Linked DNA regions of Homo sapiens: region 2 is linked to region 1. A link is a contact called in ENCODE Hi-C or POLR2A ChIA-PET data. All regions are on one chromosome and are shown on one strand. Each heading gives the region's core, a stretch centred on a gene start or an enhancer-like site at or near the end of the contact. The rest is flanking DNA. Distances are from core to core; before and after follow the strand shown.

What was found. Hi-C counts contacts between places; a loop is a spot of excess contacts on that map. ChIA-PET counts read pairs that join two places held with the same protein, here RNA polymerase II (POLR2A). Pooled maps may share reads with other maps.
Region 2: a loop to region 1 is called in a map of heart left ventricle, with 7 times the contacts of the local background. The contact joins the promoter of LINC01843 here to the enhancer-like site in region 1. A Hi-C loop is called at or near these places in 50 of 168 maps with a recorded cell type or tissue (Caco-2, Calu3, HCT116 and 24 more), 9 of 37 single-sample maps with no recorded cell type and 35 of 50 pooled maps. POLR2A ChIA-PET finds 5 or more read pairs at or near these places in 40 of 52 experiments (A549, A673, AG04449 and 32 more).

Annotation. Positions count from the first base shown.
Region 1 is chr5:134,463,042-134,469,446 of GRCh38, reverse strand. No RefSeq gene overlaps it. Among named protein-coding and RNA genes, the nearest start is that of LINC02999, 31 kb to the right of the region's middle. Within about 2 kb of position 3,751, at least 37 of the 41 ENCODE cell types and tissues checked have a DNase peak (open chromatin) inside an H3K27ac peak, as active enhancers do; they include A673, B cell, GM12878 and 14 more, where a contact is called at or near this core.
Region 2 is chr5:134,502,934-134,509,338 of GRCh38, reverse strand. It overlaps LINC01843 (long intergenic non-protein coding RNA 1843), which reads right to left and starts at 2,787. Exons shown (of 2, transcript NR_105045.1): 1 at 2,505-2,787; 2 at 109-933. RefSeq lists enhancers at 1-263, 2,519-3,173, 5,532-5,871.

The DNA of each region.
Region 1 (6,405 bases), core at 2,502-5,001:
CAGTGCACCAGCATGGCACATGTGTACATATGTAACTAACCTGCACATTGTGCACATGTACCCTAAAACTTAAAGTATAATAAAAAAAAAATCTATGGATCTGAAAGCCAGGAGGTTTCTGGTGATGCCAGCCACAGCCATTTCAGCATGATGTAGGGGAACCGGAGAGTAGCAGGCTGAGGAGTACACTGGAGTAAGGAGAAAAGGAAGATACAAGAAGACTCAGGAGGCTCAGCTGGCCACGGAGGCAGAAGTGAGACTTGATGGAAGGGAGGTCCTTATCCTGCAAGCCCCCATAAGACACCATTGCATTCCTTAGCCTGAGATTCAGTGCCTCAAAGAAGCTGGTAAAGCTAACCCCATGGGCCTCTCCAGGCTTCTCTCTGGATGCTGTCCAGACTGGCCAGGTCAATCTTCTTGTCTATACCACTAAAACTTAGTCACTTGCAAGGGCTTACCACATCCCACCTCGTCTTGGAGCTCTTCCCTGGAGATGCCAGCTCCCACTGACCTCTCCCATCTCAGCCTGCTTTTACACTGCATACGAGAGGGCATCACCTTGCCATATTTTACAGCTTCTATATGTAACTCGCAAGCATGCAGAGGATGCAGGCATGTACACACTGCTTTCCCAGACTGTGAGGACAAGGGGACCCAGGCATGGTTCCGGCCTATGCCTATAAAGTCCCTGACTCTTATTCCCACTTGCTCAAGCAGGGACCCTGCAGCCCCGTACATGATATCCCAAGAATTTCTGGGAGCCCCAGGGGATGCTGCAGGTGACTGTTTTTTGTTTGTTTGTTTTTGTTTTTTGAGATGGAGTCTCACTCTGCAGATTGGACTGCAACAGTGCAATCTTGGCTCATTGAAACCTCCACCTCCCAGGTTCAAGTGATTCTCCTGCCTCAGCCTCCCGAGTAGCTGGGATTATAGGCATGAGGCACCGTGCCCGGCCACAATTTTTGGAACAAGTCCAAGAAGGTACCATGTCTACAGTCTTTCCTCTGCTGCTCTTCTGGTCATCCTCTGCCTCCCAGCTGAGGTGCAGGACTTGCTGGCGCTGGAGGCATTTTGTCAGAAGGGTCGCTGAGCAGCTCAGCTTGGGTGCTACTGCCTTGCCAAGTTGGTAATGAGAAAGCCCATGTTTGGGGGCCAGCTTTGTTCTTATGCTTTTTGTAGTCAGATATGAGGCCATATAAGGCTCAGCCGAGGATTTGGCCTAGTGTAGGAACTACACTGAATTCAGCCTCAAGCTGCAGCCCCTGCCACAACCTCTGATCAGTATGTTCTCTGCAGAGACCATGGGATTCCCCAACCATGGCCAGGAATCCCGGACTCACTGAGGCTGAGTTGAGGATCTGATTTAGGGAGCCTGAGATTGCCTGGGGTCTGGGACCCAGAACCTTGAGAAGTCTGCCAGACTTGATTCATTTAACATTTTCTTATACCACTGCCCTTGATCCAGGTGTGTCCAGGCTGGCCTCCTTTTGAGGAAATGATGATTGAACCTGGGTTTCTGGGAAGAGCCATGTTTTCTTTGGTGTCTACATGTATCCACTCATTCCACCTGAGCTAGAGCCAGCAAGTAAGAAGTACTTATCAATCCTTGGGTTCCAATGTTTTCAGAAGAGCACAAGTCCCATGAGGCTAGGGTTAAGGTGTGAGGAAGCCTTCTGAATACCCTATTCCCTCTTTTAAGATGCTCATTAATTAGCATATGAAATAAAAGTTTTGATAAAGCCTGGAGTATATGGTGTTTAGCTTTTTCTTTTTTTTCCTTTTTTTTTTTTTGAGACATGGTTTCACTCTGTGAGCTGAAGTGCAGTAGCACAATCATAGCTCACTGCAGCCTCAACCTGGGCCCAGGCTTAAGTGAGCCTCCCACCCCAGGCTCCTGAGTAACTGGGACCACAGATGTGCGCGGCCACACCCAGCTAATTTTTAAAATTTTTGTAGAGATTGGGTTTCACCATGTTGCCCAGGCTGGTCTCAAACTCTTGGGCTCAAGTAATCCTCCCGCCTCGGCCTCCCAAAATGCTGGGATTGCAGGCTTTCTTGAAGAGTGTTTGCCAAATACATTTGCCCCCAGGACCCTTTTTTGTTCACCCCACCCACGATCACTCAGGAGCACATTTTGGGAAATGCTCACCCCTACAATAAAGTCCAGAATCTGTAGCTGGCACTCTGGCCCCAGCCTACGAGTCTCAGCCAACCCATCTCCTCTCCTCCCAAAGGAACTCCTCTCCATATCTTAAAAGGCATAGCCCACAGCTGCCTCCACCTGCTGGGGTGCCAGTGTCCCGGGGCCACCCGTGTCCTCTCCCCACCTCCTAACCACAGCTCCTGCTTCTAACAGTGTCCTTGAGTATCCCTGGATGCCTGTCCTCCCTCATCCCCTTTTTGAGGGCATTCCTGCATCTCTGAATTGCCATCGTGAGGCCATGGAACACCACATTTGGCAACAAGCCAAGGGGACAGGCCTGGCCAATGAAGAGCTCTCGGAACCTGAGGCCCCACTCTCAGCTTCCCTACCCCGCGGGGACTCTGCCTCAGGCAGCAGAAGAGCAAGAGACAGGATTGGAGATGGAGACGGGGGTGGGGCGACAATCCAGCACCGGCACCTCCCACAGGCGGGGACCAGAGGCTGCCCTCTTCGCTGAGCCGGGCACTGGGTGAATGAATGATCAATGACAGTTCTTAGAAGCTCCCTCCTTTGCTACCCCCACCCCTCGCCCCAATCCCAGGCACATTCCCCACTAGGGAATTGGCCACATCCCAAGTCAGACACATCCTGGCTACAGCTGGCTCTGGGCCGGGCACCCCCGGGGCAGCCGGGCAGGGCGGGGTGTCCTGGAGAGCCGCGGATGGGCCTCACACCCAGGCTGGGCCAGGACACCCCGTCCTTGGCCGAGGCCCAAACCGGCTCTGTTTACAGAATCTGTCAGCTCTGTTTCCCCCTCCCCCACCCACCACTTCCCCTAGAGTCCTGGGGGCTGGGAAAGGTGCAGGCGGGGCCTGAGGGAGCTTAGGCGGCTGCCAAATCCCTGCGGCCCCATCAGCCCCTCTCCCCATCTTGGCTCCTAAGATCTATCCGCCCCAGTTCTCCAGTCTTCTGGTTTCCTCTTCAAAGCGTCGGGTGGCACTCCACCCCTGGGGAATGTGCATTTTGAGACAGATCTGGAGAAACAATCCTTACCCCCAAGGAAAATTTAGCTAACGGTGGAAAGATAGGCACCGTGCCGCCAGGGGCCCACAAGCTCGGGCTTTCTGGAACTGCTCCAGCCAGCCAGGAAGGAGACCTCCCTCCTTCCCTGGGACCCCAAGCCGATGGGCCCCTGGGAGTATTTCCAGAACTGCTGGAGGAACTTGGCGCAAGTTAGGTGTAGCCTGGCAGGCGGGCTGAGGGCTTTCGGGAGCAGCGAAGTCCGGAGATAAGGCCAACCGCTTGCAGGGCCGCCGTGACTCAGCTCCCGCCGGCCGCAAGGAAGCTCCGCGGCCCCCTCGGAGCAGGACGAGGAGGAGGGGCGATGGGCAGAGGCGGAGCCTGGGACGCCCCGCCCCCCGCTCCGGGAAGGACGACCCACCACACCCAGCTTCCCAGAGGCGCCCGGATTTCCCACGGGTTTCCCCGCTTGCTGTATATAATAACAAAGGCTGGCACTTTCTGAGCGCTCGCTCTGTGCTAGGCACTTCACAGGTCACTTGTTTGTTATCCCCAACAAGCCTCAGAAGCAGGTGCCATATGACCTCCACTTACAGACAAGGAAACAGGCTCTGAGAGGCCAAGTGACTTGCACAAGGTCACACGGCTACTGAGTGGTGGGGGCTGCAGCTTCCAAGCGCCCAGACCCCTCCTGCCCCTTCCCAGCCCCTATGTCCCGCTTTGAGAGGGGCCAGTGGGTCTCCTGGTGGTACCTTACTGGGCAAAACCAAGAACCTGGACATCTCCTGGCCTGGGAGCTAACTCAATGCAAGTATGTCATTTGGAGGCAAGTCCAGTCTGGTTTTAGGTGATGGCAAAGTTCCCAGCTCTAAGCTCCCCTTGACCTCCACTCTGAGGGAAACTCTTGGGCACAAGGATGGCCCCCTGACCCTCCTCCAGAATACTGCCCACACCAACACCCAGCCCTGCCCTCTGGAGGGATGAGTCTCCATCCAGAAAGCCCCTGGCTTGCTCACAAGTTAGCCCCTGAAACCTGCGGACTTGACAAGTGAGCAACAGCAGGCCCTCGTCGCTGCCACTGCCACTGGCTGGCCCCTGCCCATAGGTCAGTGCCAGGACAATGCTACAGAAAGCCAGTCTGAGCCCCAGGAGGGGTCAAGGAGCAAAGGGCAACCTGCACCCTAGGGCTGCTCTGCAAGGTAGTGAGCTGTCTGTCGTTTGGGGTGGGGGAGCACCTATGAAAGAAACAATTCAAAAAGAGGGGAGGATGAGATAACCTTTCAAACGCCAAACTCCTCTCTTCTATGAGGCAGGCAGTATACAAGTGAGTGGCTTATCTGACAACTGCTTAGATGGAAACTTTCCACTTTGGGAGGCCAAGGTGAGAGCGTTGCTGGAAGCCAGGAGTTTGAAACCATCCTGGGCAACAAAGCAAGACCCTGTCTCTGCAAAAAATTTAAAAATTAGCCAAGGCTGGACATGGTGGCTCACTCCTGTAATCCCAGCACTTTGGGAGGCCAAGGCAGGCAGATAACTTGAGGTCAGGAGTTTGAAACCAGCTTGGCCAACATGGTGAAACCCCATCTCTACTAAAAATACAATTAGCAGGGTGTGGTGATGCACACCTGTAATCCCAGCTGCTCCGGAGGCTGAGGCAGGAGAATTGCTTGAACCCAGGAGGCGGAGATTGCAGTGAGCCGAGATTGTGCCATGCCAGCCCGGGCAACAGAGCGAGACTCCTTCTCAAAAAAAAAAAAAAAAAAAAAAGGTAGTCGAGCATAGTGGCATGCACCAGTACTCCCAGCTACTCAGGATGCTGAGGCAGGAGGGTTGCTTGAGACCAAGAGTTTGAAGCTGCAGTGAGCTGAGAGTGCACCACTGCACTCCAGCCTGGGCGACAGAGTGAGACCCTGTCTCTAAAAATAAAATAAATAAATGAAGGAGACTCTCCCACTTCCTTCCCTTTTGACCTCTTTCTGCTGGGCCCTGTGGACTTCCTCCTGGAGACTCAGAAAACATTGGAAATAAGGGTACTCCCATGTGCCCCTGCCTCTGTTTGCCACTGTCTCAGTAACCAGTGCGTGGGCTCTGGGAGGCTCTGATTCATGGGAAGAAAGGAAGGGAGGGATGGAGGGAGGGAGGAGGAAGTCTTGAGATGAGACGCTGCTCTGTGGTTGAGTTGGTCTGACCTGGGCCCCAGTCCTAGCTCCAACCTCTTTTCCCAAATATGTGACTTTGAAAAATACCGCTTCACTCCCAGAGCTTCCATAAAATGAGAGAAATGCTTTGCTATAAATTAGATTTTTCTGCCAACCAGGATAATTCAAGAATTTCCCCTTGACATTCTCGAGATCAACCACCCTTCTGGTGAGAGTTGTTGATAGCAACCAGTGACCATGGTGGGCAAATGGTCAAATAAGTGACAGTGCCCAGTGGGCAGCCCAGCTCTACGTAGACATCATACTTGGCAGCTCTGTGTGGAGGAGGTAAGTCCCCAAGGACAGGCAAGTTTGGGTGCGAGAGGAGGGAGAGAGAAAGGGAACTGAGTAGGGGCTACAGAAGATGGGTTTCTTGCAATGGGAGGGGCTGTGGTCTGGGAATAGGGGACCTGTGTCCTGAAGATACTACTGGCCACCGCTTCTGTGTACACGGCATAGCATGAAGTGCTTCACACGCATTGTCACATTTAGCTCTGTCTGTAAGGCAGGTACTGTTATTACCCCCACTTTACAGATGCAAAAATCAAGGCTTGGAGAGGTTAAGAGATTTGCCAGTGGACGAGCCAGGCAGGCTGACTCTGGAGCCCTGTCCTGCCAGGTTCTGGTTCTGGTGCCTCGCCCTTGCCCTATCTCCTTCCCCCACGGTTGTCTTGGAGGCTGATACCCAATGGCCAGACCAATTGTGCCCAGTCCTCCAAGATCCCCACCTTTGCCTGACATGCTCTGTCTCCCCCTTCTAGCTGCCCTGTCCGGCCAGGGTAGCTTTGGTTGTGTTGGGTCTTGTGCAGAGAGAGCAGGGTTGACAGGGACTAGGATCAAGGCCCCAACTTACTGGAGACAGGATGTAGGAAAGGCCCTGTGGCTGGTGCTGTATCTTGCACAGCAAAGGAAGACCGGGAGGGTCTGTTACCCTGTTACCTGAACCCAGATCTGGTTTCAGAAGGATTGAGGAAGGTTTTAGACAGTTTTTCAGGGAAGCTGTAAGGCTGAGGCTGCCCCAGCTACAAGATGATACTGGAGGAT
Region 2 (6,405 bases), core at 1,538-4,037, 41 kb before region 1:
GGAGCTGGGAATGGTCTGTGTGGAAGATGCTGTGACCTCTCTGAGCACTGTCATGTCCCTAGCCTGAGCTGAGCCAGGCTGTGAAGAAGTAGATGGCACATCCCAGTCTCACAGGGGCCCATCACCCTTCGAGCATTCCTTTATTTACCCCACATCTAAGGAGCCCCTATTCTGTACCAGGCATCATGCTGCCCTAGCACAGGTTAGGCCTGCCCTGAAGGAGCCTTCAGTCTAGCCAGGGAGATAGGCTGGCCAGCAAAACTTACAGGTCTGCTGAATAAGTGTCCAGAACTGGGGACACACAGAGGGGGAGCCCGAGCAGGTGATGGGGCTCGAAGGCAGTGAGAGACCAGCTGGAGGGATGAGAGAAGGGCACACTGGGCAGCAGGAGCAGCCTGGCTGGGTCAGGTTCCTGGGCTGCTGTAACAAAGTGCCACAGGCAGGGTGGCTTACAGCAGCAGACACTTATTCCCGCTGTTCCGGAAAATAGACATCCCAAATTGAGGTGCTGCTAAAGCCATGCTCCCTCCAAGGCCTTTAGTGGGGGATCCTGCCTTGCCTCTTCCAGCTTCTGGCAGCCCCCGGCATTCCTTGCCTTTCGGATGCATAACTCTGGTCTCTGCCTTCATTTTCACCTGGCTGTCTTCCCTATAGTGTCTTGCTCTGTGGTCCAGGCTCAACTCCGCTGGCATGACCATGGCTTACTGCAGCTTCGACCTTCTGGGCTCAAGTTGATCCTCCTGCCTCAGTCTCCCAAAGAGCTGGGACTACAGGCACAGGCCACCATGCCCAGCTAATTTTTAAAAATTTTTTTGTGGAGACCGGGTCTGGCTATATTGCCCAGGCTGGTGATGAACTCCTGGGCTCAAGCAATCCTCGTGCCTCAGCCTCCCAAAGTGCTGGGATTATAGGTGTGAGCCACTGCACTTGGCCCTGTTTTTAAAAAAGTAAAAATAAAAATAAAAATGTTTTATTGCTGCATAATAGTTGTACCTATTTTGGGGGTACGGGTTATATTTGGACACATGTATACAATGTATAAAACCAAATCAAGATAGTTGGGATACCCATCACCTCAACAACTTTCCCTCTTCTAAGGACACCAGCCATACCAGAGTGGGGCCCACTCTAATGACCTTATTTTAACACTATTAAATCTGCAAAGACCCTGTTTCCAAATACAGTCACCTTTACAGGTACAGGAGGTTAGGATTTCAATGTATATTTTTGTTTTGTTTTGTTTTTGGTTTTTTTTTTGAGACGGAGTTTTGCTCTTGTTGCCCAGGCTGGAGCACAATGGCACGATCTCGGCTCATCGCAACCTCTGCCTCCTGGGTTCAAGCGATTCTCCTGCCTCAGCCACCCGATGAGCTGGGATTACAGGCATGCGCCAGCACGCCCAGCTAATTTTGTATTTTTAGTAGAGACGGGGTTTCTCCATGTTGGTCAGGCTGGTTTCGAACTCCCAACCTCAGGTGATCCACCTGCCTTGGCCTCCCAAAGTGCTGGGATTATAGGCGTGAGTCACCGTGCCCAGCCCAATGTATATCTTTGTTGTGCATGGCATGGAGACACAATTCAACCATAAGCATGGGCAAAGGCTTGGAAGGGTATGGAGCTCAGGGCAGAGCTCTCCACCGTTTGCCACCTCATTACCCACAGCCTTTTTACACATTTCCCCTGGTGACTCACCAGTCCTTACACCTGCCCGGCATGCTCGCACCTCCAGACTCTTGCTCCCATAGCCCCCGTGTCTGTCTCAACTGCTTTCTTTCTCAATTACCAGGCCCACCTCTTCAGGGAGCTCTCTCTGACTTGGAAGTGCCAGTCCCTTCCTCTGTTTTTTTTTTCTTTTTTCTTTTTTGAGACAGGGTCTCTTTCTGTTACTCAGGCTGGAGTGCACTGGAGTGATCATGGCTCATTCCAGCCTCAACCTCCTGGGCGCAAGCAATCCTCCCGCCTCAGCCTCCCAAAGTGTTAAGATTACAGGTGCAAGCCACCACACCAGGCCTCTTTCTCTGATTTCTGAGACTTTCACAGTCTGAGGGTTCATTTAGTCTACAGTGCCCAGGTAGGCATCTTTTTACCTGCCCCCTTCAGCTTCCTCCCTTCTCCATGCCAAGCCCAGGATCAGGGAACAAGAGACCTTGAGTCCAGCCGGATGCCATGGCTCACGACTGTAATCCCAGCACCTTGGGAAGCTGAAGTGGGTGGATTGCTTGAGCTCAGTTCAAGCCCAAGAGACCTTGAGTCCAGCCTCTCAGCCATTTCCAAATTTCCTCTGCACCCTCCCTGCCCAAGTTTCTCACCTGTGCTTGGATGTCCCCATGACCAGGGCATCTGGGCCACACTGTGTCTCCCAGGAGCTCCCTCCCACTGCTTGGAGCCCCATGGAGTCCACTTGGCTTCCCAGTAACCATGGCTGCAGTGGAGCATGACCCACACCTGAGGCCATCTGAGGGACTTGCAAATGGCTCCCTAGCCCAGGGGTCTCTTTTACCCACCTGCCACATGCCAGAAATTCCACCATTAGCAAGTCTGACAGCATCCACCCCTGATAAGGACAGACGCCCCAAGGAGAGACTCTGCCGCGAGTCGCTGGGCCAGTACTTGCTGCCAAGAGCCTGACAGCCTGTTGCTTGGTGACATCTCACTCAAGTCCTTCAGGAAACTTGCACCCCAAAGGCAGGAGGGGGCTGAAGGAGATGGGGCTCCTCTGCAGAGCTTTGTCCAGAGGCAGCAGGCTGAGAGGTGGGGGGGGGAATCTAAGGCAGCCCAATGACCCCACCCTGCCCAGGGGAGAGGCTCTCAGGCCCCACAAGCTCAGCCTCTTCCTGTCTCCCCACACCCCCTTTATTCCTGCACCTCCCTGGCTGGAGAACCGCCCCCTGCACACACTCCCAGCGGCTGGGCAGTTAGTGACCTTTGGACTGGGAAAGCACTGGAGCCTCCTGGGCCCCACACCCTGGCTGGCATTCACCGGGAGCAGGGAGAGTCCCAGAACTGTCACTCTCAGGCAGGCCCAGTCCCTGGTGTCCTCAAGTAGCCAGTCCTGTTCTCCCCTTTCTTCCATGGGGAGGAGCTGGGCACAGGGAAGAGGGCTGGGCCAGTCCTGGCCGGAGGCACTGTGCTGCCACTTGCCCTCAGCCCCACAGGTGCCCCTGGAGTCTGTGCAGAGGCCCGGGGCAGAAGCCCTGGGGGTGCTCCTACTTTCCTGCCAGAGGGGCTGGAGGATAGGATGAGGAAGTGTGCTCAGTGCAAGACCCCGAGAGTCCCAACAAGACTCATTTAGGAGGGTGAGCTAGCCCTGTCTAATAAGGAACTATTTCAGGTTTGCAGTAATCAAGTCTAGCTTGAGGCTGTCCCAAATAGTCAGATAATGGAAGCCAAATGTCTGCAACCATGATTTGGCTCCTGGGCCTAGCTGTTCAGTGCAGACCCAGTGAGGGGCCTCAGCCCTGCACCCAGCTTCCAGGCCCCCACCTCTACCTCAAGATATCAGTGCAGGCCCAGTCCTAGTAGGTCCTCTGGCTAATGAAGCCTCCTGGAGCCCATAGCCCTACCAATTCCAGTTAGAGCCCACATAGCAGACAGAACAAGATGCTTTTTTTTTTTTTTTAAATGGAGTTTCCCTCTGTTTCCCAGGCTGGAGTGCCATGGTGCGATCTCGGCTCACTGCAACCTCCGCCTCCTGGGTTCAGGTGATTCTCCTGCCTCAGCCTCCCAAGTAGCTGGGATTACAGGTGCCTGCCACCACACCTGGCTAATTTTTTTTTTTTTTAGTAGAGACGAGGTTTCACTGTGTTGGCCAGGGTGGTTTCGAACTCCTGACCTCAAGTGATCCACCTGCCTCAGCCTCCCAAAGTGCTGGGATTACAGGCGTGAGCCACCGTGCCCAGCACAAGATGCTTTTCTTTTCTTTTCTTTTTCTTTTTTTCTTTTTTTAAGACTATGTCTCGCACTGTCACCCAGGCTGGAATGCAGTGGCACGATCTCGGCTCACTGCAACCTCTGCCTCCCAAGTTCAAGCGATTCTCCTGCCTCAGCCCCCAAAGTAGCTGGGATTACAAGCACATGCCACCACACCCGGCTAGTTTTTTGTATTTTTAGTAGAAAAGGGGTTTCACTCTGTTGGCCAGGCTTGTCTCACTCCTGACCTCGTGATCCGCCCGCCTCGGCTTCCCAAAGTGCTGCTGGGATTTCAGGCGTGAGCCACCGTGCCCAGCCTACAAGATGCTTTTTAAATTAAGGGCTTCATGAAGAATTTCGTGGTTCCCCAGAAAGTGTAAGGAATGTTTAGGGTTTGGCTAAGCCTGGCTTTGAACCTGATGCTAATAGGGGAGAAGGCATCTTTAGACCTGACCTGAATCCAAGTCAGGGGTCCAGTCAGTTGCCTGGCACAGCTGGGTTGGTCTCTTTTCTCAGAGACATCTATCGGCTGTGTTACTGAGGACAGCAAGTTGAGGGTTGCCCCCACCCCAGGAGCACAGCCCATCACTGGCCCTATTGGCCCTTCATAGGCGTGGTCCTCTGCTAAGGATGGTTAAATTCTGCCAAGCTCCCATCGTCCCCCCCGTCAAAGGGGAAGAGGGACATTATGCATGGTGCAGCATGGGGCTTGTGGTCCTCTGTCTGAACCTTGAGCATGGCACCCATGCTGGGTTGGGGAGGTACATACAGAGACACCCAGGGGCATCCTTGGAGAAGGGCTGTCTTTGCTCGGAAAGTAAATGCTCATTTCTGCTCTGTAGCAAAATCCTGCTATGTATCCAATTTCCTCCTCAAGCCCTCGACAGATTTTCCAAATGGTCTCGAGGGGTTCAGCATTCAGACTGTAGGTAGTCTGGGCTTTGCTGGGCTTAGGGACTGTGTCCTCATGATCCCTGGTCTGGGAACATGGTCTCCAAGCCTAGCAAACCCCAGACTTCTTAGTATTCTCTGGATGTCCCTATGCAGCACCAGGAAGAAAGAACAATTTCTCCCCCGACCCTACTCTAGACTTCTCTGCCAGTCTCATCCCTCCCTTGCTACCTGTGGGCTTCCTGAGCCCTCAACCCTCAAAGCCACAGTCTAACACAGTTAGAGTTAATGCCAACTGCACCTCATGGTAGCTGTGTGACCTTGGGCAAGGTACTTATCCTCTCTGGGCTCCATTTGCCTTCCCCATAAAATGAAAATGATGATAATCCTTAACTGAAAGAGTCATTGTGAGGATCAGATGAGATCATTGAAAGGCTGGCACGTCGTCAGTGCTTAATAAACAACAGGTGGTATGGTTATCATTGTCATCTGTGGATAACTGTCTTTAACCTGGACCTCCTTTTCTGCCCCTCTCCTCCATCTCCCTAAATCCAGACTTGTCACCTTCCTAAAGCCCCTGTGGCCAGAACTGGGGTGGCTGGTCAGGTCCTTCTCCCAGGCAGGCAGGAGGCAGGGAAGTGTGTCTGAGCAGCCTGCATCCCTGGTAGAAAAGATAAAACGGGTCTTCGGAAGCCGGGGTGCTCCCACTTTGGTCATCATTCATACTCCTAATTTAAGAGGATTTCAAGAATCAGCATTTCTGTGGTAGAAGCCAAAGCCAAAATACAGAGAGCGCGAGAGAGTCATTGAAGGCCACAAAGCAAGTCCAGGCCAGAGCAGGGTGAGAGTCTTGGTCAACCTAACATCCAGCGCTCCTCCCCATCTGACTCAACAGCTCTCATTTCTCTAGAAGCCTCATTCTGAAGCTTTCCTGTTCAGAGAAAGCAGCAAACAAAGCGCAGAGCCAGCCCCCTGGGCCTGGAGCCCTGAGCTCCCTGGGCAGACCCACAGGCTGACAGAGACGTTACCGGAGTTGATGATTCAACTTCCTGCCTTTTGAGAGCTCCCAGACCACAGAGGTTTTCCTGCATGGAGGAGGGGGCATCTCCTTGCAGAGGGCCAGCCCCAATGGGACAAGGCCCTACCACAAACCACAAGGACAAGGCAATGCCTGGAGGGGGCCCTGGGGGCCACACCTGAACCCTGGCCAGCTGGCTCCTGAAGCCTGGCCCTCTCTGGGTTAATGATTACTACCTAGGGTGACCAACTGTTCTGTCCTGGTTTGCCTGGGACTGTACTGGTTTTAGCACCAAAAAATCTAAAGCCTAGGAAACCCCCATTCCTGAGCAAACCAAACAGTTCGCCATTCATACCACCCGTATGGTAGGACAGGACTTACAGCCTCAGTGATTATGGGGAATCTGAGCCCCAGGATGGCACATTCTACAACAGAGAATTGGCCAACTGTGGCCTGAAGGCCAATTCTGGCCCACTACCCATTTTTGTATAGCCCATGAGCTAAGAATAGTTCTTACTTTTTTTTTTTTGAGACGGAGTCTCACTCTATTGCCCAGGTTGGAATGCAGTGGCACAATCTCGGCTCAC